2 separate regions of the Homo sapiens genome follow, and region 2 is linked to region 1. Evidence: read pairs that join two places in POLR2A ChIA-PET (ENCODE). Cell type or tissue: CD4-positive, alpha-beta T cell. All regions are shown on one strand. Links, peaks and the distances in the headings refer to the core of each region. The heading gives the core; the rest is flanking DNA. Region 1 holds the start of LOC124903920 (a long non-coding RNA gene). Region 2 overlaps PIK3R5 (phosphoinositide-3-kinase regulatory subunit 5).

Evidence for each region. ChIA-PET counts read pairs that join two places held together with the same protein. Peaks named below come from ENCODE experiments on the same cell type or tissue, not always from the same donor. Only the 100,000 strongest peaks of a DNase experiment are listed, where the experiment ranks them.
Region 2: POLR2A ChIA-PET joins it to region 1 with 29 read pairs; 11 of 35 experiments call an interaction of 5 or more read pairs at or near these places.

The regions. Positions count from the first base shown.
Region 1 is chr17:8,893,290-8,903,622 of GRCh38, forward strand. It overlaps PIK3R5 (phosphoinositide-3-kinase regulatory subunit 5), which reads right to left. Exons shown (of 19, transcript NM_001142633.3): 6 at 297-366. It overlaps LOC124903920 (a long non-coding RNA gene), which reads left to right and starts at 3,897. Exons shown (of 3, transcript XR_007065611.1): 1 at 3,897-3,987; 2 at 4,132-4,297; 3 at 5,659-5,725. LOC124903921 (a long non-coding RNA gene) reads left to right here and starts at 7,508. Exons shown (of 3, transcript XR_007065612.1): 1 at 7,508-7,611; 2 at 7,934-8,028; 3 at 8,989-9,027. RefSeq lists enhancers at 1,572-1,641, 1,652-1,851, 7,382-7,501. In CD4-positive, alpha-beta T cell, for the core only: no CTCF peak of the experiment used is centred there; DNase peaks (open chromatin) are centred at 5,942, 7,442 and 8,132; H3K4me3 peaks cover 905 bases; H3K27ac peaks cover 2,935 bases.
Region 2 is chr17:8,949,262-8,959,594 of GRCh38, forward strand. All of the region lies in intron 1 of PIK3R5 (phosphoinositide-3-kinase regulatory subunit 5), which reads right to left. Among named protein-coding and RNA genes, the nearest start is that of PIK3R5, 11 kb to the right of the region's middle. RefSeq lists enhancers at 5,421-5,922, 5,923-6,422. In CD4-positive, alpha-beta T cell, for the core only: no CTCF peak of the experiment used is centred there; DNase peaks (open chromatin) are centred at 4,090, 5,280, 6,170 and 6,520; H3K4me3 peaks cover 2,031 bases; H3K27ac peaks cover 4,151 bases.

The DNA.
Region 1 (10,333 bases), core at 3,383-8,382:
CTCATCTGAAAATAATGAAAGTGGGGGAACTGTGTGCCTAACACCTGGCATAATTGATACAGACCTCTTTAAGAATCTGGTGAAAGACCGTCAGCCTAGAAAAACACACCTGGACACAAAATATCACCAGCAGTGCCAGGGGGTTCCCAGTTCCCTGGAAGCCTGTTTGTTGCTGGCTGGGGTGGACAGGGGGTGGGGGCACTGGATGTTTGAGTGGGGGAGGAGGGTGAAGGTGGAACAGTGCAGGGGTCCCAAACTCCCTCCCCACTGTTTCTCCGTCCCCCAAGAGCACTCACACGGTGGAGCTGCGGTGACTCCTGATGGGCAGGCCCTGCTCAGCCCTCACCAGTCTCTGGTAGGAGATCCCTGTGGGTCAAGAAGAAAAGAGTTCATGGGCTGATCAGTTCCTTCAGCATCGTCCGTGTGCCTCGTGGGGAGCCAAGCACTGGACAATCAGGTTGGAAATTCCCGGATGGAGCTCAGGCGAACCTGCAGAGAAGCTGTTCTGTGGACCCTCCAGGGTGCCTAGCAGTTTGCTTCTATGCGTCCTTTTACACCTCACGAGTCATATCCCCACCTCCACCTCCAACACCAAAACTCGGTCCTGGGCCTCGCTGTCCTCTGGATTCCCGTGGCCTCTCTGACTGCCCTCCCTTCCTAAGAGCTTTCCACTCCCCTTGTGGCTCAGGTCCCGGCTCCAGGCTTGGAGGCAGCCTAGCTGGAGAGAAAGAGATCCAGGGTGAGAGCCCGTGTCGGAAGCCTGAGTTCTATTCCAGCTCTTCTGCGTGGCCTTGGCCAGGTCACTTTAGCCCTGGGCCTCAGTTTCTCCTGGGAAGGGCCAGATTAGATCCGTGGCCTCTGAGGCCTTTAACAGTCTATGATTCCCAGGCCCCACCATGGCTTGACCAACTTAAAGTTTCTCTCTTCAGAGACTGGGAGGCGGAGCATCGCAGGAGGCAGAACCTGGGCCCAGGAGGCTGCCCCGTCTTGTGCCGCAGGGCTACTCCTCGGTCCCTGCCGCTGCCCCCTCTCCCGGTCCGGGGTGCCTTCCCGCTATGCCAGGCACCTCTCAGCCCATCCACTTTGCCTTAGCTCCAGCCAGGCAGTGGGTTTCGAGTTTCCCCACCTGCACCTCCCCGTCTCTGCCTGGAGTCCGGGGATCGGGAAGGACTGTGGTCTGGCCTGGCGTCCTCCGTGCTCTGAGGCATCTGCATCCCAGGCTCCTCTCCCAGCCCGCATCCCCTTTCTCCCTGGCCCTTCCCCCTCTCTGTCTCCTCTGACTTCCAAATGCTGAGAAGAAACACACCAAAGGTTTTCCTTTTGTTTCTGCAGCTTGACTCTGTTGTGCACAGTAGTCGCTTTACAGTGTGCATTCAGTTCTGTTTCCACCATGACAAGGAGATGAAACAGAAAGCGGGAGTTCACTCCCTCACAGAGCAGGGGCTGGGGACCCAGCGGGGTGGGTCGCCTTCTTGTCATAGCTTGGAAATAGGCCCAGGGCAGTCCCCATCGAGAGCAGGGCCACTCTGAACTGGGACTGAGCTGGGAACCTGCAGGACGTCCCCTCAGAAGTGCAAGTCTCGGGGGCGGGGTAGGGCGGGGGTTGGGGTTTAAAGACAGCTATAAATAGAAAGGCTGTGAGGTTCCTTTAGTAAAAGGCAGAAAATTACCACATAATGCTCTTCTAACTTGGGACCTAATTGCTTTGATTTTTGGCCTTTTGCGTGATGTTTACTTTATGTAATCATCGCATATTTAGAAGTTAACGTTTGGTCCATTTTGCCAGATAAGTCCTTGACACAGTGGCTATTACATCAGGACTTGGGACACCATCTGGTGGCCACTCACGTGCATTACAGAGAAGAGATCCTCACCCGCTCTCCAACCACCTCTACATAATACCATAGCTACCATAGCGGAGACAAACAGATATTCCCCATCTCCCTGACCATAAAACACATAGATACGCAAAATCTTCTCTTGACCTTATTTCTCTTTTCTTTTACTGTTTAATGCTTTTAACATTAACCCACACCCCGCTGACCCCATTTCTTCACCGCCACTTCTGCCTCTGTTGACCAAGGACATCCAGGCGGTCATACTCCAGGAAGCAGTAGACTCTGACGTCGCTCTCCCTCCACATCAGCTTTCTTCCAACACGCCCAGCCATTGGCTTCCAACCCCTCTGCCCTCCTGACCCTGCTCTCCTGAAGCTTGGCAACATTTTCCCCGTCCCCATACCCAACGGCCCAACCTCATCCTCACGCTGCTTGAACTTTTGTTTTGGAGTGCTTGGTACTGTTGACAACCTTCTCCTTGAAGCTCCTTCGTCTCCTCTTGTCTCTAGGATGAGGAGCAGTCTCTAACATCTATATTCGTGTGCCTTAGTCTCATTTTAGGATTGTGCTACAGTTAGAATCAGAAGCTGCTTCGTATGAGCTACGTGGACTCCACGCGACTGTTGCTCTATGTGTCCCGTTGCTTTAATGGGGGATATTTAGGAGGATACCTGTGCCTCTTGGCACACTCTGACCCAGAGAGAGTGATTTTCAGAGTTGTTTGGCTGGTGCTGAATACCCAAGGTACCAACAGTTCCCAAGCAGAACCTATGATCATCAGATAAACTCCCGCCCTCACCCCCAAAACACCATCAACCCCCTTCCTTGGCCTCTCTTGGTAATGGACCTCCCTGCTTAGCATGGGGTGTGGGGTTTTGGGGTAATTAACTGGTGGGCTGGGGCCTGAGCTGGGAACACATTAGAAAAGACTGTGCAATGTGGAGGAGGCTTTGATAATATAAGCTTTTGTACAGACTGACTCCTTTGAGCCTGGCTTAGAGATTGTACTGCCGAGTCCCCATTTGCTGGTATGTGCTGTGAGGTTGGAAATATCTCCCAGCACCCTCCATGGGCTTGGTTTTCACAATGTTACCTGGTGATGCCAGGGAGGCCATGAATGCTAAGTGGGGTGTGCAATGTCAGTTTCGAGACCACCCTTAACTCCACCCTCCACTCCCCAAACAGGGAGGCTGCACTGGGGAGCCTCAGATCCACAGACACCTCTCTCCCTTTGATCTTAGATCACACCCTTTCTTGGTCACCTTAGCAGATGGAAACAACTTTCTGAGTTTAGCTTCTTAGATCAAGATTGGTGCAAGGGCTAAACAAAAATCTTGCCTGGGTTGTTCCTACGTCAGGCTCTAGCAAGTAAGAAATTGAGAGAAGTCACCCCATACAGGCGAAGAACGGGGTGAGTGGGCAGAACACACTCATAGTGAAGTTCAAACTCCTGGCCCAGGTGTCCAAGGCCCTTCGCCATTAAGCCTTGTTCACCCATCAAAGCTTCCACTCTTTTTCAAAGTTGCAAATAGATGGGGATCCTGCACAGAACAGCAGACTGTGAAGATCCAGGACACAGGAAAATCACTACATCTGCCATCAAGCAAGCACTGGTATTAATGACACACGGATAGACAGGTCCATGCTGAGGGTGATGTGGGTACTTGAGCCTGGGGGAGGCAGGGAGCAACCACATCTGACTCAGTTTCCTCCTACAAGGGGAACACCAAGATTCCACGGAATCAACAGGGTGGAAGCAGAGCCCGGCCCCAACGGCATTGCAATCTCCAAATGAGACTAGATCAGGTTTGGTTCTCCAGCAACTATGATTAATATCAACTCATGGTGGACAGTTTGACCTACCTCATACCCTGAAGCAAACACCAGGCACACCACTCCCCACAGCAGGGTTTCTCTTACACTTCCCTCCTCACTGGGGGTCCCATGTATAGCGCCTTCCTGCTCCCCATCCCCAGGGTCCTGGACTCCAGAGAGGCTGGAGGAATTGGGGACTCATGGCTGTGGGCCTCAGCAGGGCCTGGGCAGGAAGGTGAAGCACGGATTTCAGGTGAATAAACAAAGGAGAAGACATAACAAGGGAGGCTCGGAATCTCTGGCCACCGGGAGTCCAGGAGCAGAGAGGGGGAAGGTGAGAAGGAATGTGGCTAGAAAGCCAAGAGGAAAATACTGGGGGGAAGGAACCCACTGGGCAGGCCTTCATGCAGGCAGAGGAGATGTGAGTTCTTGGAATGAAAGGCCAGTGCCACCACAAGACATATGCTGCTCTGAACAGGTGCAGTGACCCCACGGAAACGCCTGTGGGATGAGGTCTCCAGCTTTGCAGAGCCACCGGGCTTGTGGGGGCGAACTGAGATGAGACCTTTCATAACACCCTTTCACCACCCTGGTGAGAGTCACCCTAACAGGACCAATCCAGGCCTTATGGGCTACTCTTACAAGTAAGTCATATGTGGCAGAGACTTCTAGGCATCTACTCAATATCCATTCCTCGTTTTTTTATGAGTGGGACACTGGGCATTGTACCCAGTTGATGAGTCAATTTCTCAACCTCCCTTGCAGAATGTGTTAGGTGCAACCCCCCTCACCTCCTTCTTTCTGTTAACTGGAATGTGGACATGATGGCCAGCACTCCAGCAGCCATCCTAGACCAAGAAGCAACCTTGAAGATGGTGACTTTTGCCAAGGATGGTGGAGTGGAAAGATGAGGGAAGGCTGGTCCAGGATGTTCATGGGGCCACCATGCCAATGCTGGCCTGCCTTCATACAGATTGTGTGTGTGTATGTGTGTGTGTGTGGTGTGTGTGTCTGTGTGTCTGTGTGTAAAAGAAAAATAGCCCCTGAGAGTTTAAGGCATAGTTGTTTGGGGCTTTCTGCTATAGGCAGCCAGCTCAGTCCTAACTGATCACACCGTGTGGTTTCTGGAACACCTGCCTCTACTCTTTTCCCTAAACCTCCCCCACCTACTAGTCAATGATGTTTGACATCCTTCAAGAGGTCTAACCTTTCATTCCATAACCAGAGACAAAAAGTATAAAATCCAAATGTCTGTGATCAGTAATGTCCCCAGAGAAATGTAACACCACTGAAGAACATTCTGAATTCACCTGCCACCCGCTGATAAGCAAAACTGACCTAACCCAGGTTTGTTCCCCATTTGATAGGAAGTCAAAGGGTATGAAGCCATATTAAGCAACCCAAAGGGAAAGGGGCAGGAGAAATTCCCCAAGGGGGAGAGCGTTTATAAAAAGACAGCCTGGGCAACCCAGGGTCATGCAGCCATCTGTCAGTGCCTCTTGGTAGAAACACAGCTTTATGCAAATGTGAAAAGGATGGGATATGACTTTTGGTATCAAAGAGATATGGGTTCAAGTGGTAGAGCTCTTGTCAGCTATGTGACCTGGGGCAAGTTACATAAATGTCGAGCCTTCAGTTTCAGCATCTGAAAAATGGGAATAATAGTAACTACCCAGGGAGGTGTTCTGAGGGTTAGATGGGACCAACCTATGACGGTGCTTCATATGCCATAAGCAACCCTGGCATCATTGCTGTCCTCCTCGTCATCATCATCAACGATAATTATAATCCTGCTTTTGACCAGGAGGCTCAGAGAGTCTAAGGAACTTGTCCAAGGTCATTAACTAATAAGTGACGAAGTGTAGGTCTCTGTCATACAAGGGTTCGTGTTCCCTCTTTCATACTTCACTTTGTAGCTTAAACAAGAAATACTGAACTTGGTCTTCTCAAAATCATTTCCCATTTTATAATGAGAAGAATATGACTTTTCCTTCTTCCCCTACAGGCAAGGTGCAATCCTTGAGGTCTGTGTGCTTTGAAAATTGCAGAGCGGTTTGCATGTAAGATGCCCCATGTCATCCCCCAGGTTTACAGGTAAATTCTTTGCAGGAAAGTATTGTGGTCGGCACAGCTATGCAGGCATAGAGTAAATATTCAATAAACATGTGGGCTGAGCCCAAGAGGGCTGTGGTGGGCAGGACCCAGTGGCACTGACGTGAGGTTTCCTGCTACCTCCAGAATTGAGGCACTGGGCGATCATACGGGGGTGGAGTCAGGAAGCAGGGGGAGGCCCCCAGCCTTGATAACAGGCCCACTTCCTCTGCCACCCAGCCACATCAAAGCAGGATAAACTGTTTCATTCATTTCCATGGCAACTGGGTCCCTAAGACTTCACGGGGGGAGGGCCCACCTCCCCACGTCCCTTCTCATTTCTCCCTGTGACTTTACCAGGACCTACCTTCTAAGCTAACACCACTGCAACCCTTACTGCCCCCAGCACTGTGAAATCAATTAGGCCAACATTAATCCTCACTAACTGCATTGACAGGGAGGCATTGCTATACACCCATTTTACAGATGAGGAAACGGAAGCTCACAAGCTAAACGTCTTGCTGAAGGCCCACAGTTAGTAAGTAGCAGACCCAGTATTTGCAAGTACAATGGTCTGGTCCCAAGGACTAGAAGCCACTAAGTTATTCAGCCTCTCCTTCAAGCATTCAAGTTCCCTGGCCTCCATCCTAGCTCTTTCTCCACTTAACTGGGGGTGGGAGGGACTCAGGAATTGGGCAGCAGGCCTGTTGAAAATCATAGGAAAGGCTGGGCGCGGTGGCTCATGCTTGTAATCCCAGCACTTTGGGAGGCCGAGGTGGGCGGCTCACAAGGTTAGGAGTTCGAGACCAGCCTGGCCAATATGGTGAAACCCCGTCTCTACTAAAAATACAAAAATTAGCCAGGCATGGTGGTGCACGCCTGTAGTCCCAGCTACTCGGGAAGCTGAGGCAGAAGAATCGCTTGAACCCAGGAGGCAGAGGTTGCAGTGAGCCGAGGTCGTGCCACTGCATTCCAGCCTGGGTGACAGAGCGAGATTCCATCTTAAAAAAAAAAAAATCGTGCGAAAGTATTTTTCAACAAGCTCATTTAAGGGTCATGTAGAAGGTAATTTTGTTTAACTATCTGTCATTAATTAGGGCTTAGGTTCTTTAAAATTGAAGGTTAACTGGTGGATGTGAGATAAGTTGCAAGAGATTTTTGTTCAATAGAAAAGATAACCTCAAAGGTTATGGTTTTATTCCCCTCTGTGATGTTAACTATTTGGTATCTAACTTTGAGTCTTACTCTAGCTTCCATGAGGAGCTCATCTCAGTTTCTTGGATCCTCCTTTAAGCCAGCTCTATCATCGTGCTGGTTTCCTCATTAATGAGCGGGCACAGGCTCACTGTATATTTACGTATGTGTGAGGTTTTGGAACTGTTTGAAAATGATTCCCCGAAACGAGGGAGAGTTGATGGTTTCCTATTTTGGTTCTGCTTTCCCTGGAAGAGGAGAGGTTCCTGCCATGGGTACTTGGCTTGAGCTGCCCTCTTGGGGCATCTGACTTCTCCTTGGTCACCAGGATATCTGAAGCTTCACATGGTCCCGGGAAGGATGTGGAGGAAAAGGCCATCAGCAGTGAGTGATGGTTCCAAGAGTCCCCCCTGCTCTGAGGCCAAAGGACCCTCATTCTACTTCCGGCTCCAGCTGCTGCCCTGCCTGGCCCTTGTGCTGCAGGCTTCACATGTTATCATTCCAGGGCCAGGGCCTCACCACCGCCAGCACCTCCGTGGCACATCTGCTTTCTGTGCTGCCCAGAACGGAGTTTCTACCCAGCCGCCTGCAAAAATATCTCAAGGCATAGCGTGCATTGAGCTGAGGAGGGACAGCCGGTTCTACTTGAAACTGGGAAGTGGTCTCCCCACAGGTAATCCCCTCCCCCAACCCCACAACTCTCTTATCCTTTTCAAAATAAAAAAGAATCATTTCGGTCTTTGGTGGAAACCCAACGCCCTGCCAAGACATTTGCATTTTAAATTCTTTCTCTGAGCGTACTCGAAAGGAAGAAAGGCATTGCCTCCTAGCAAAGGAACTTCAGTCACCAACCAGAAGCTCAGAAGGCATTCTGATCTGTTTGTTTTGGGGGACAGTGGGAGGGAGTGTGGGAGGGAATGAAGGAGTTTGACCTTAAACTGGCGTGTTCCTTTAGGGTTTGTTCCTTTAACTGGTTTGTTCCTTTCCTTGGGAAGCTGGGTTGGCAAACCCAGCTTTTACCTTTCAGAGTCCAGCGCCTCCTAAGGGTCTTCCTGATGTCCTAAATCTCCACCCAAGTCTCTACCATGAGGTGAGGACCTTGTTATAGGTAGACTTGGGGGTTGGCCATCCCTAGCTGTACTTGCTCTGCTCTTTGTAATGACAGACAGCTGACTGATGGGGGGGCAGGTAGATCAGCTGATTGGGCGAGGCACAGACAGGTCAGCTGACTGGGTGGGGCGCAGACAGATCAGGTAACTGGTTGGGTAGGAAAGTTATGAACACTTCCAAAGAAATTTACAAGCCAGTCTTGAGCTTTCTAGGGTCCATAAGTTGTTGGGGAATAAGATTTGGTACTTCTGTTCTGTGTGTGTTTAATGTGTAAGGTGAGAATTAAACGCTGCCAGTACTAAACAGGACCTGGTGCATGTATACATTAGAAAGAGAGAAAACAAAAATGGGATTATAACATACTTAGTATTGGGGGGACTGCTTTTTCGCTCAACTAGTTATTCAACATCTTTTGAGCTCAGTAACTATTTCTACAATATCATTTTTAATAATTGAATATCATTCCACCAAATGACTTTGCCGCAGTATACTCAACCATGTTCAATATTTAGGTTTTTTGGCATTGGTTGATTATTAGCAAGGATGCGTTGATGAACGTCTTTGTTTTGTAGCTACATCTTTGTACATCCATAGGGATTCATCAGGATAAAATTGAGGAATGGAATTGCTGGGTGAAAGGGTATGCTTTCTGATGCTTTAGCAAACACAGCCCCCCATTCCTCACCAGCGCTGGCATTTTTGTTCTTTCTTTTTAATTTTTGCCAATTTGATAGGGGGGGAAGAAGAGTCTTGCTCTTTAGTTTTGCATTTTCTTTATGAGTAGTGAGGGTGAATATTTTGGGGGGTTCTTTTTGATGTACTTGAATCATATTTATTCATATTTCCATAAGTGTATTTGCCTATTTCTTAATGGACTAAAAAAAAAACCTCTTCATGGGTTTGATATATTAATTTTTTTTTTTTTTTTTTTTTTTTTTAGATGGAGTCTCGCTTTGTCTGCAGGCTGGAGTGCAATGGCACGATCTTGACTCACTGCAACCTCTGCCTCCCAGGTTCAAGCGATTCTCTGCCTCAGCCTCCCGAGTAGCTGGGACTACAGGTGTATGCCACCACGCCCAAATAATTTTTGTATTTTTAGTAGAGACGGGTTTCACCATGTTGGCCAGGATGGTCTCGATCTCCAGACCTCATGATCTGCCCACCTCGGCCTCCCAAAATGCTGGGATTACAGGTCTGAGCCACAGCACTTGGCCTGATATATTAATTTTTATTGCAAATATTTTTCTCAGTTTGTCATTTACCTTTCACTCAAAGTGGGCTTGCCATATGAAAAGCTTTAAATTTTATGCTTTCATATCTGTTAGTCTTTTCCTTTATAATTTTTGCCCTGGGGAATATGTTTGGCAGCTCTTCTCCACTCCAGGCTAATACAACCTATTTTTCTTCTGTAGTTTTTGTGGTCTTGTCTTCTACACCTAAACCTTTAATGTATCTAAAAGTTATTTTTATGTTTGCATTAGAACTCTTAATTTTATTTTTTAGATAGAATTTTTTTTTTTTTTTGAGACAGAGTTTCGCTCTTGTTGCCCAGGCTGGAGTGCAATGGTGTGATCTCGGAGGCACTTGAACCTCCACCTCCTGGGTTCAAGTGATTCTCCTGCCTCAGCCTCCTGAGTAGCTGGGATTACAGGCTCATGCCACCACACTCAGCTAATTTTCTATTTTTAGTAGAGATGGGGTTTCACCATATTGGTCAGGCTGGTCTCGAACTCCTGACCTCAGGTGATCTGCCCGCCTTGGCGTCCCAAAGTGCTGGGATTACAGGCATGAGCCACCACACCTGGCCTTTTTAGATAGTCTTCTAACTCAATATTTTTTATGGTCTACCAATTATCCTGATATCATCTATGAAATGACTGATTTTTTCATCAGTAATTTGAGGATGCCACTTTGTCATATAATATAATTTTGTATATTTAATATATTTCTAGATATTACATCTTCTTCCATTATCTATCTATTCTTATACCCATAGTGTACTATTTTAATAACTATAGCCCTATAGTACCTTCAAAAAATGGAAATATTTCCTTCTTACTCTCCTTTAAAAATACATGAATGAATATATACTAAGTGCATAAATAAATCTTTCAAATAGATTTTTTTATTTTCTTTATATATAAATTTATTTATTTGTAAAATATTTATATATTATGTTTTTTAGTTTACATATATTTTATAAATTTTAAAAATATCTTGGTATTTTGATTGTGGTTACGTTTACTTTCCTAACACCTGGTCTCGTTACAATATTGATTCAACCC
Region 2 (10,333 bases), core at 3,177-8,176, 56 kb after region 1:
ATTTCGAGCTGGTGAATGACACATCAGCTTTTGGATTTGGAAGGTTGTACCAGCCACAGGGTGAAAGGTAGATTGCGGGGAAAGGGTCCGATATTGAAACATCTGATGCCAAATAGGGAGGCTTGCTGCTGAAAATGAGTTTAGGATTGCAGAAGAGAATAAAGGCATCTCAGAGTCATAAAGAAACTTGAGGTTGTGAAAGGGAGCTGCTACCGATTATCTTTGAAGAATCAGAGAAAATGAAAGATGTATAAGAGACAGAGACAGAGAAAGACAGAGACAGATTAGAAAATGTTGTCGTCATCGTGAGGAACAGAAAAAGAAAGGGAGAATTCTGTAATGGCATTTGCAGCAACCTGAATAGGATTGGACACTATTATTCTAAGTGAAGTAACTCAGGAATGGAAAACCGAACATCATATGTTCTGACTCATAAGTGGGAGCTAAGCTATACGGATGCAAAGGCATAAGAATGATACAATGGATTTTGGGGACTTAGCAGGGGAAAGGTGGGAAGTGGGTGAGGGATAAAAGGCTACACATTAGGTACAACGTACACTGCACCAAAATCTCACAAGTCACCTCTAAAGAACTTACTCACGTAACCAAATACTACCTGTTCCCCAAAAATCTATGAAAATAAAAATTTAAAAACAATTTTTTTAAGTGGAATTTTTTAAAGTACATGTCTGAGTCCACCAGTCCCCTGGCAACATTCTCTATACATTATTAAAAGACAGTTTGTGAATGCTAAGGGAAAGATCCAGGAACCACCAGCAGCCAATAGGGATCAATGGATTCACTGACTAAAGAGGTAATAGAAGAACAGCCACAATAGCAGCATATCTGAATTTGAGCAAGTCTTGCTATATAGTTTCATGATGATGTAAAAAATACGAATGATAACACAGATAGATGGATTCATTACTGGCTTCATAACCTCACCCAAAGGGTGTTGAGTAGCTTCATCTGTAGGGACATTGCTCCTAAAATGCCAGAGAACCCTGCCTTTGGTCCTTTATAGCATGATTGTGGTAAAATATATGCAATATAAAATTTACGATTGTAAGTATTTTTTTAATTCCAACTTTTATGTTAGATACAGGTGCAGGTTTGTTATATGGGTATATTGCATCCAGGTAGTGAGCACAGTACTCAATAGGAGGTTTTTCAATCCTCACCCTTCCCTCTCTCCCCACTGAGAGTCCACAATGTCTATTGCTCCCATGTTTATGTCTACTTGTGCTCAGTGTTTAGCTCCTACTTGTAAGAGAGAACATATGGTATTTGGTTTTCCATTCCTACATTAATTTGCTTAGGATTATGGCCTCCAGCTCCATCCATGTTGCTGCAAAGGACATGACTTCATTCTTTTTTACGGCTGCATAGTATTTCATGGTTTATATGTAGAACATTTTCTTTATCCAATCTACCATCAATGGGCACCTAGGTTGATTCCATGTCTTTGCTATTGTGAATAGTGGGGTGATGAACACATGTGAGTACATGTGTCTTGTTGGTATAATGAGCTATTTTCCTTTGGGAATATACCCAGTAATGAGATCACTGGGTCAAATGGTGGCTCTGTTTTAAGTTCTTTGAGAAATCTCCAAACTGCTTTCTATAGTGGTTGAACTAATTTACGCTCCCACCAACAATGTGTAAGTGTTCCCTTCTCTCCACAGCCTCGCCAGCATCTGTTGTTTTTTGGCTTTTCAATAGTGGCCATTCTGACTGGTGCGAGATGGTATCTTGTTAAGGTTTTGATTTGCATTTCCCTCATAATCAGTGATAATGAGCATTATCTTTGATATGTGTGTTGACCATTTGTACGTCTTCTTTTGAGAAGTGTCTGTTCATGTCCTTTGCCTGTTTTTAAATGGGGTTATTTGGTTTTGGCTTGTTGATTTGTTTAAGTTCCTTATAGACTCTGGATATTAGACCTTTGACAGATGCATAGTCTGCAAATATTTTCTCCCATTCTGTAGGTTGTGTGTGTACAGTTTTGTGCGTACAGTTCTAAGTATACAGTTCAGTGACATTAAGTACATTCACAATGTTGTGCAACCATCCCCACCATCCATTCACAGAACTTTTTCGTCTTCCTAAACTGAAACTCCATACCCAATAAACACTAACTCCCCGCCACTTCTCCCCCCAGCCTCTGGTAACCTCTAATCTACTTTCTGTTTCTATGAGTTTACTCTAGCTACCTCATTTGGGTGGAATCACACAGTATTTATCCTTTTGTGTCTGGCTTACTTCACTTAGCATAATGTCTTCAAGGTTCATGCATATCGTAGCATGTGTTTGAACCTCATTCCTTTTTAAGGATCAATAATATTCAATTGAATGTATATACACATTTTGTTTATCCATTTATCCATTAATGGACATTTGGGTTAGTTTGACCTTTTGGTGTAGCATGCTGTTTTTTATTAATAGTTTTCAGCAGGGCTTAGGAGGCAAGCTTACTCCACAACAGAAGGGATAAAGAACATCTATGTAACAGTGAAGATTCACAAAGTTCAAATGTGGATGAGACTCAAAATTGTTCTTCCATATCTATTCTCCTTCCTTCTATGGGGATATAACTTTTAGGAATTTTAGATCACGTTTCCCAGACTCTTGTAACTAAGTATGACCATATGACTACATTCTGGCTACTGGAATATGAATAGACATTGATAAGTGCAATTTCCAAGTCATGCTTTTAGAAGGAAGAGGCATGCACTTCCCTTCCCCCTTTCCCCTTCTTGCTAGCTGGAATGCAGATGCGATGGCAATTGCTAGAGCAGCCATTATGGACCATGAGATGAGAGCTACATGTTGAAGAAGGCAGAGCAATGACACAAAAGGAACCTTGGTTCCCAACCTATAAAGCTGTCATGTGAAGTCTGGATCACTTATGCCCAGCTTGCTACCTGAGACAGAAATAAACCTCTATCTTGTTTAAGCCACTATTATTTTGGGTCTCTCCAATCCAACAGAGAAACCAGTAGACCAACTAATATTTCAGTGAATGCTGAGTTACCTAATAAGAGAAATGATGTTTTTGTTTTTCTGTTACTATGCCATTTAGTTACAGCTGGTGGATTTCCCCTGAATTTGTAGAATATGGTTTATGGTCTGACTTAAAGACCACACGGTATACCCAAAATTTCCTTGATAGAGACACCTCATAAAAGGTGAAGTCATCCTACAGACATGACTTCTGGAGCACAGGTTTTCTACATGGAGTCCCCACCTCTGTGTGTCCTACTCTAGGGAGAGCAGCAGGGATTGAGCTATTTAAAGGCCAGACACTCATTGGAGCAAACTGGGCTGGCCAGTTAGTATTGAAGCGACTTAAGTCGAGAGAGTAATATTTTTATAAATGAATTAGGGGTAATCTCTTACTGGTCAATAAAGTACCATGAGAATAAATTATGGGCATTATTACAAAATTTTTTCTCCTTAAACAAGGTCAGATATTTTAGTGAAAAATAACATTTTCACCTCCATCTACTGAGCAGATCTTCGGAGTAACACAGCCAACGAGAAGTAAGCCTGCAGCTTTGAAAATGCAGGAAAGGTAGGGGGAGGAGGGGAGATGGGACCCTCTGAGGCCACTGAGCTCTGGACCCAAGTTGCAACTGTGGCCGTTATCATATGATTACCATGGCTGCAACCCAATCCCTTCAACAGCCCCTGGACAGGAGCCTTGATGGGAACCTGGCAGAGTTGAGCCATGGTCCAAGAAGGAGCATTCTTGACCAGCTACATCTATCTCAGAGGAGAGTGCTGGACTGTAATAGCACAGTGCCTTGGACCACAGTTGGGAGAATGAGGGAATGGGAAGTTGGACGCCTCCTTCTTTATTCATTGCACCCATTACATGGTCCAGCATTGAGGGCTTGCTTCCATCAACTTCCACAAGTCCCCACCATCTATCTGCTAGGCAACTCAAGTACCCTCTAGAACAGCCTTCTGAACCAACTCCCAAATGTCTCACATGCCTTGGACCTGAGCTACTTAGCCTCACTAGTTCAGAAATGTGTTTTCTTGATGCTTACATAAGGCTAGTCCTTGTTCAACTCCACCCATCATCTCCCTCCTCAACCCCACCCTTTAGGCCAAGCTCTGCCTCTCTCAAGTGGGAGGTTTTTATTAGCAAGTTCTTTAAAGGGCCACACCCTTATTTTTCTCTTGTTTTGCACAGTAAAGCAAATCCCCTCACACCAACAGCTATCATAGCACCGTGACCCACAGGCTAATGTGTTGAACTCACAGGAGCCTTTGCACCTTGGCCCTACCACTGGCCAGCTCACATTTGGCATCAAATGGGTTCAGAGGATGGATTCACCACTAAAAACAACCTCAGGTCTTCAGAAGTCAGGTGGTAAGAGTGAGCCCCATCTTTTGATCACCCACTCTTGGGTTACCCACCCACTGAAGAGGGGAAGTGGACTATATTCCTGTCCCCAGGGCCAAGAAAGCCCAACCCACCTTCCAAGACCTTTCCAGATACTTTTACTGAGGCCCAAGAGACAACAAGGGCTCTGGACACAAGCTCGTGTTTCTGTGAGAGCCATGGCAATGGTTCCAGGTTGGCAGGTGTGTGTCCTAGGGCTGCCACAGTCCTTGGAGGAGGCAGAGGGTCCAGTATCAGCCTCCTCAGCCCATTTCTCAGATATGCACGGAGAGAGTGTCACTCTCCATCATGCATGAGCTCTGAATTGGAATGGGGGAGTTATCGCTCCTGGGGAGTAATTTCCACCGCTCTCCCCTTCCCCCAGAAAGTGCTCTTTCCTCTGCAAAAAAAAAGAAAAAAAGAAAAAAAGAAAAAAGAAAAAGAAATAACTTTGTCCTTGCTTACTCTGACCCAAGCTCCCCCGGCTTGGGAGTGAGAAAAGGAAGTTTTTTGTTCTAGAGATTTCCACATTAGACTCAGAGGGAGGGCTACTTTTGTGAAAAATGCTTTGTATTTTTGCAAGGTGCAAAGGACCATATGCAAATTAATCAGTTAGTAATACTTTAATTTGCTCCCAATTTTTAAACCTGAATTTTACATCTCCCTTGTCCTCCAGGGTCAAGTAGGCCAGGCACCCCCTGGTGATGTTCGAAGAATCTCCAGAAATCCCTCAACAGTTTCTTCGCCTTACTCCCTCTGAAAACACAGCTCCTGATTGCCCTGATTGCCCCACAGCCTGGCACGGGCGGGACAGGAAGCCCCTCTGCCTTGTAAACACCGTGTTGCAAACAGACACTTCCCCAGGCTCTTATGCAGAAGCTGTCACCAGACTGGGAGTGGCTTGTTGGGGGAAGGTTCCCCAGGGCTTCCCCTGCTCTCAGACTTAGCTAACTGCTCATCTTAAATCTGACTAAATGGGAGGGTGGTAAGAAGATTCCCTGCCGGGTGCGGTGGCTCATGCCTTTAATCCCAGCACTTCGGGAGGCCGAGGCGGGTAGATCACCTGAGGTCAGGAGTTCAAGACCAGCCTGGCCAACATGGTGAAACTCCTATGTCTACTAAAAGTACAAAAATTAGCCTGGTGTAGTGGCGGGCACCTGTAACTCCAGCTATTCAGGAGACTGAGGCAAGAGAATTGCTTGAACCCAGGAAGCGGAGGTTGCAGTGAACTAAGATTGTGCCACTGCACTCCAGTCTGGGCAACAGGAGCAAAACTCCGTCTCAAAAAAAAAAAAAAAAAAAAGATTCCCAAGCAGAGGGTTCTCAGCACCTGGAGTTTGCATCTGGAGTTTGCCAGAGGCTCAGGGGTCTGAAGCAGCCCAGAGGAGGACACCTGCCTTGTCCCACAGTGGATCACAAAGCCACTGGTGTCTGAAGCCCTTGCAGTTGTGCACAGAAGACCAGTGATATGTCTGGAGGGTCCTTGAGGGGAGGATGACCGAACCCCACAGAGGTCTCAGATGGGGAGCAGCCCAGCCTGCCCGATCATCAGTCATCCAAGGCTGAGGCCCGGGCCTCTTCCATGCTGGCTGCTCGACCAGGCAATCACTCATTCAGCAAGCACTGATTGAATGACAAGTGCTGGCCCCTGCAAGGCACTGGAGAGTCAGCACTGAACAAAATGATTGGAAAGCTTCCCTCATTGGGAAGGGGATGAGTGAGGCAAGAACACACGTTAGGTCTTGGGAAAACTGAGTCAGGCAGTCTGGCTGGAGGAGAGCGTGATGATTCGTGGAGAAAGGAGTGGGACTCAACTTCGAAACCTGAACAGAAGACTAAGGACTCTGGACTCTCCCTAAGCAGTGGGGTGCCATCAAAGTATCTGAACACAGTGACATAGAAGTTTTCATAAGAAGAATCTCCTGGTGAAGAGAGGAAGAGCCTGTGGTCCAAAAGGCCCACCAGAGGCATATGGTAAATAAAGCCAAATTGGGTAGGAGAGAGAACAATGGGGAAGTGAGAGAAACAAGAGCCATGGAGAAAGGAAGCACCATCAAAACGGGCTGGGGAGTGGGGAACAAGGAAGATGGAGGGAGGACTCGGAGATGAGTCCAAGGTTTCAAGGCTGGGAGTCTGGTTTCAGCAGAGACAGAAATGGGGAAGTCTGCACAGGAAGCCTGCTTTGTGGATGCAGAGTTGGGCTCTGGATATTGCTCAAGTTGAAATAGGGCATCAAGTGAAAATAACCCGCATGTACTTGGAGGCCGAAGCAGGTAGATCACTTGAGCCCAGGAGTTTGAGAACAGCCTGGGCAACATAGTGAGACCCTGTCTCTACAAAAAACACACACAAAAAATTAGCTGGGCGTGGTGGCATACACCTGTAGTCCCAGCTACTCAGGAGACTGAGGCAGGAGGATCATCTGAGCCTGGGGAGGTTGACACTACAGTGATCTGTGATCGTGCCACTGTACTCCAGTCTGGGTGACAGAGTGAGACCCTTTCTCAAAAATAAAAAATAAAACAAAAATTTGTCGGGCATCAGACTTTATGGAGACTTCAAAAAAAAAAAAGATGCAGGTTGGGAAGAGACTATTGGAACTTGCCATTCCAGAGCCACCAGTGACCTGAAAGGAAGCCTTCCAGCAGAAGCATGGGCTAGAGGGTGGGTTTCTGCCATTGAGGTCTGAAGAGGGACTCATAGTCACTGGGAGTCCTGTCATAAGGTGGCACCATGAGGGAAGGAGCAGGTCCCCTCTCTGCTCAGCCCATCAGAGCAGCTCCCACAAGAAAACTCTTGGAGAGCAGGCTTTGAAAACTCCCAGGTGGTCAGAATCATAGAGTCCAGTTGGTCCAGGAGGAAACAGACTCAGCAAGATGAGGAAGTAATTAGGGGCCAGGACTAGAGATTACATCTCCTATTCCCATCCTGTAGCCCGTACATCACATCACAGCCCCCTGTGTTCTCTTAAGCACAATAACAGGCCAAGGAGAGCGCAGAGCTTTTCGTTTTCTCAAAATGAAACTCTCAACATGGTACAGAAGTGAATGCACAGTGCAAAGACCTATGAAACATTGACGTGAAAACCCCAAGAACAAGAGGACATCAATTCCCAGCTCAACCTGGAGGTGAGATAGGTTGGCCCCAAGATCTTATCTGGGACACTCACGGAGGAAGGCAATTTTGAAATGGTGTTCAATTAGTTTATTTTACCAAGTATCAGAAGGAGCCAAGAACAAGAGACCTCAAGAAAAGCCCATGCTCCCAGCAGAGGATGTGGGCGAGGATCCCAGTATCCATGAATGGCTATGGTTTTCTCACAGCCAAGGTGCTTCTGCTGCGGAGAACGGGCTGTGAAGCAGGGCTGTGGGGTTTCTGAGCAAACTGCCCAGCTTTGGGACCTGTTTATTCAAGGTCACTGAACTACTCAAACTCAAATCATGTTCTCAGAACAACCAGCGTTTACACAACCAGTCAGACATGGCCACCATGATTTAGAGAACTACAGGCTCTTTAAAAATAAGCTATATTGGTCTCCTTTCTCACGGCTATCATTTCCATAATATATAACATGTATTTTCCCTGCATACTTCCCCAACGGGAAACTAGCCACCACGAAGCCTCCCATTCCACTGTTGACCTGCTCTGAATTTCTCTGAGATCTTCCTTCTAGTGAGCTGGAGTCTATTTTCTTACAATTTTCCTTCTGTCATCCCTTTTCCATTCCAGAGAATGACACCCAGTTGAGAAGTCTTCACCTTTTTCAAAGGACACTGCTCGTCAAACATCTGAAGACAGATACTACTTCTCCTCTGTCTTCTCTTCTTGGAGAAAAACCTCGCTACTTCTTAATTACTTCATATTCTGTCATCGCTATCCTGGTCACCTATCTCTGGATATGAAGTGGTTGCTCAGCATCCTCCAAATGCAGCACCTGGAATTCACTCAAGGTGGATATGCCCAGTTCAGTGTGGAAATAGGCATGCTTGTTAGCTGAAGGGCATATAAAGTAAGGACCCATGGGACCTAGTGGCTGAACATTGGAAGCCAAGAATCAAAGATGGCTCTCGGGCATGAGCCTGGGAGCTCTGAGGTTTACAGATTTGTACCTGGGAGGACTGAGGAAGAGAGAAGAGAAGGAAGCTTGGGGAGTGGGAAGCCAAGAATCCCACAGTGGAAGACCTCAAGACTGGAGCCGTTCTCCCAGCTTCCAAGGAGCAGCTCATTCCCCGCTCTATAAGCTGTCACAGGGCGTGGGAGAAGGTAACGTGCTTCCAAAATCATTTGCAAAGTCAGTATATCAAAAACTGACAACGGCAGCACAGAAAAGGAAAATAGAGGTCAAATTCATTTCATGCAAAAATCCTAAAGAAAGGTGGGATGCGGTGGCTCACTCCTATAATCCCAGCACTTTGGGAGGCCAAGGCTGGTGGATCACTTGAGGCCAGGAGTTCGAGAGCAGCCTGGCCAACATGGTGAATCCCCGTCTCTACTAAAAATACAAAAATTAGCCAGGCGTGGTAGTGGGTGCCTGTAATCCCAGGTACTCAGGGGCTGAGGCATGAGAATTGTTTGAACCTGGCAGGTGGAGGTTCGCACCACTGCACTCCAGAGTGAGACTGTCTCAAAAAAAAAAAAAAAAATCCTAAAGAAAATCACAGCAAATCAAACCTAGCACAGTACTGAAGGAATAAAGCACCTTGACCCAATTGAGTTTACTCCAGAAATGCAGAGGGCTCAATATGTGGAAGCTAATGATCTAATGTGTCACATAAATCTATCACAAGGTGAAAGAGTACAAGAGTTTCCTTGCAGATGCTTTAAAAAAGTATTGGACAAATGTAACATCCATTCATGCTTTTAAAAATCCTTACAAAGGAGGAATTGAAGAAAACGTCCTTCACACATGGCACTTTACATCAAGGCACTGGTTCTAAAGAACTATGACCACATCAGAGAAACAAAGCCCCAAGCTCATGCCTGTCCCTGGGAACTTGGGAGGTTGCAGACTTTTGTGGCAAAGGAACAGTCATGCATGCCTCTCTGATCCGTAGACTGTTTATATTCATGTGTGTGGCCACAGACACCTTTTTTTTTCTCTCTCTCTTTTTTTTTTTTTCTGAGATGAAGTTTCCCTCTTGTTGCTTGGGCTGGAGTGCAATGGCGCGATCTCGGCTCACCACAACCTCCGCCTCCGTGTTCAATCGATTCTCTTGCCTCAGCCTCCCAAGTAGCTGGGATTACAGGCATGTGCCATCACGCCCGGCTAATATTTGTATTTTTAGTAGAGATGAGGTTTCTCCATGTTGGTCAGGCTGGTCTTGAACTCCTGACCTCAGGTGATCTGCCCGCCTCGGCCTCCCAAAGTGCTGGGATTACAGGTGTGAGCCACCACGCAGGGCCTTCTCTTTCACTCTTTAATCATCTTGGAAATGGGCTGAATTCAAAACTTGGTGAGAAATCCAACAACAGAGCAGTGGCCCAGTGTGCAGTCATGAGATGGCCCCCAGCACGCCGCTTCAGGGTTCTCACCAGTGAGTCGCTACCAGTGTCCTCTACACAGTTTTCATTATCCATCACTACCCCCAGCTTGCTTCTGACAACAGCTTCCTCCCACAGGGAGCTGTGCTGGGGATAATCCAAAGAAATCAGCACACAGAAAGTCATGTTTTCTAGAACAGGAGTTATTAACCTGGGTCCCTTGGTGAACTGCAGAGATCCAAGAAGACCTTAGAATTTTATGCAAAACTTTGAGCGAGAGAGACTGTGTGTGTGTGTGTGTGTGTGCACATGCATTCACATGTACATGTGTGCTTATGGGTGACGAGAGAGATGATCTTTCGCTTTCATCAGTTTTTCAAAGGGGCCAACTATCTAGAGAGAGTTTGAGACTCTCCTCGAAGAGTTGTCAGTGTAGATGTGATCTGGTTGCAGAACGCT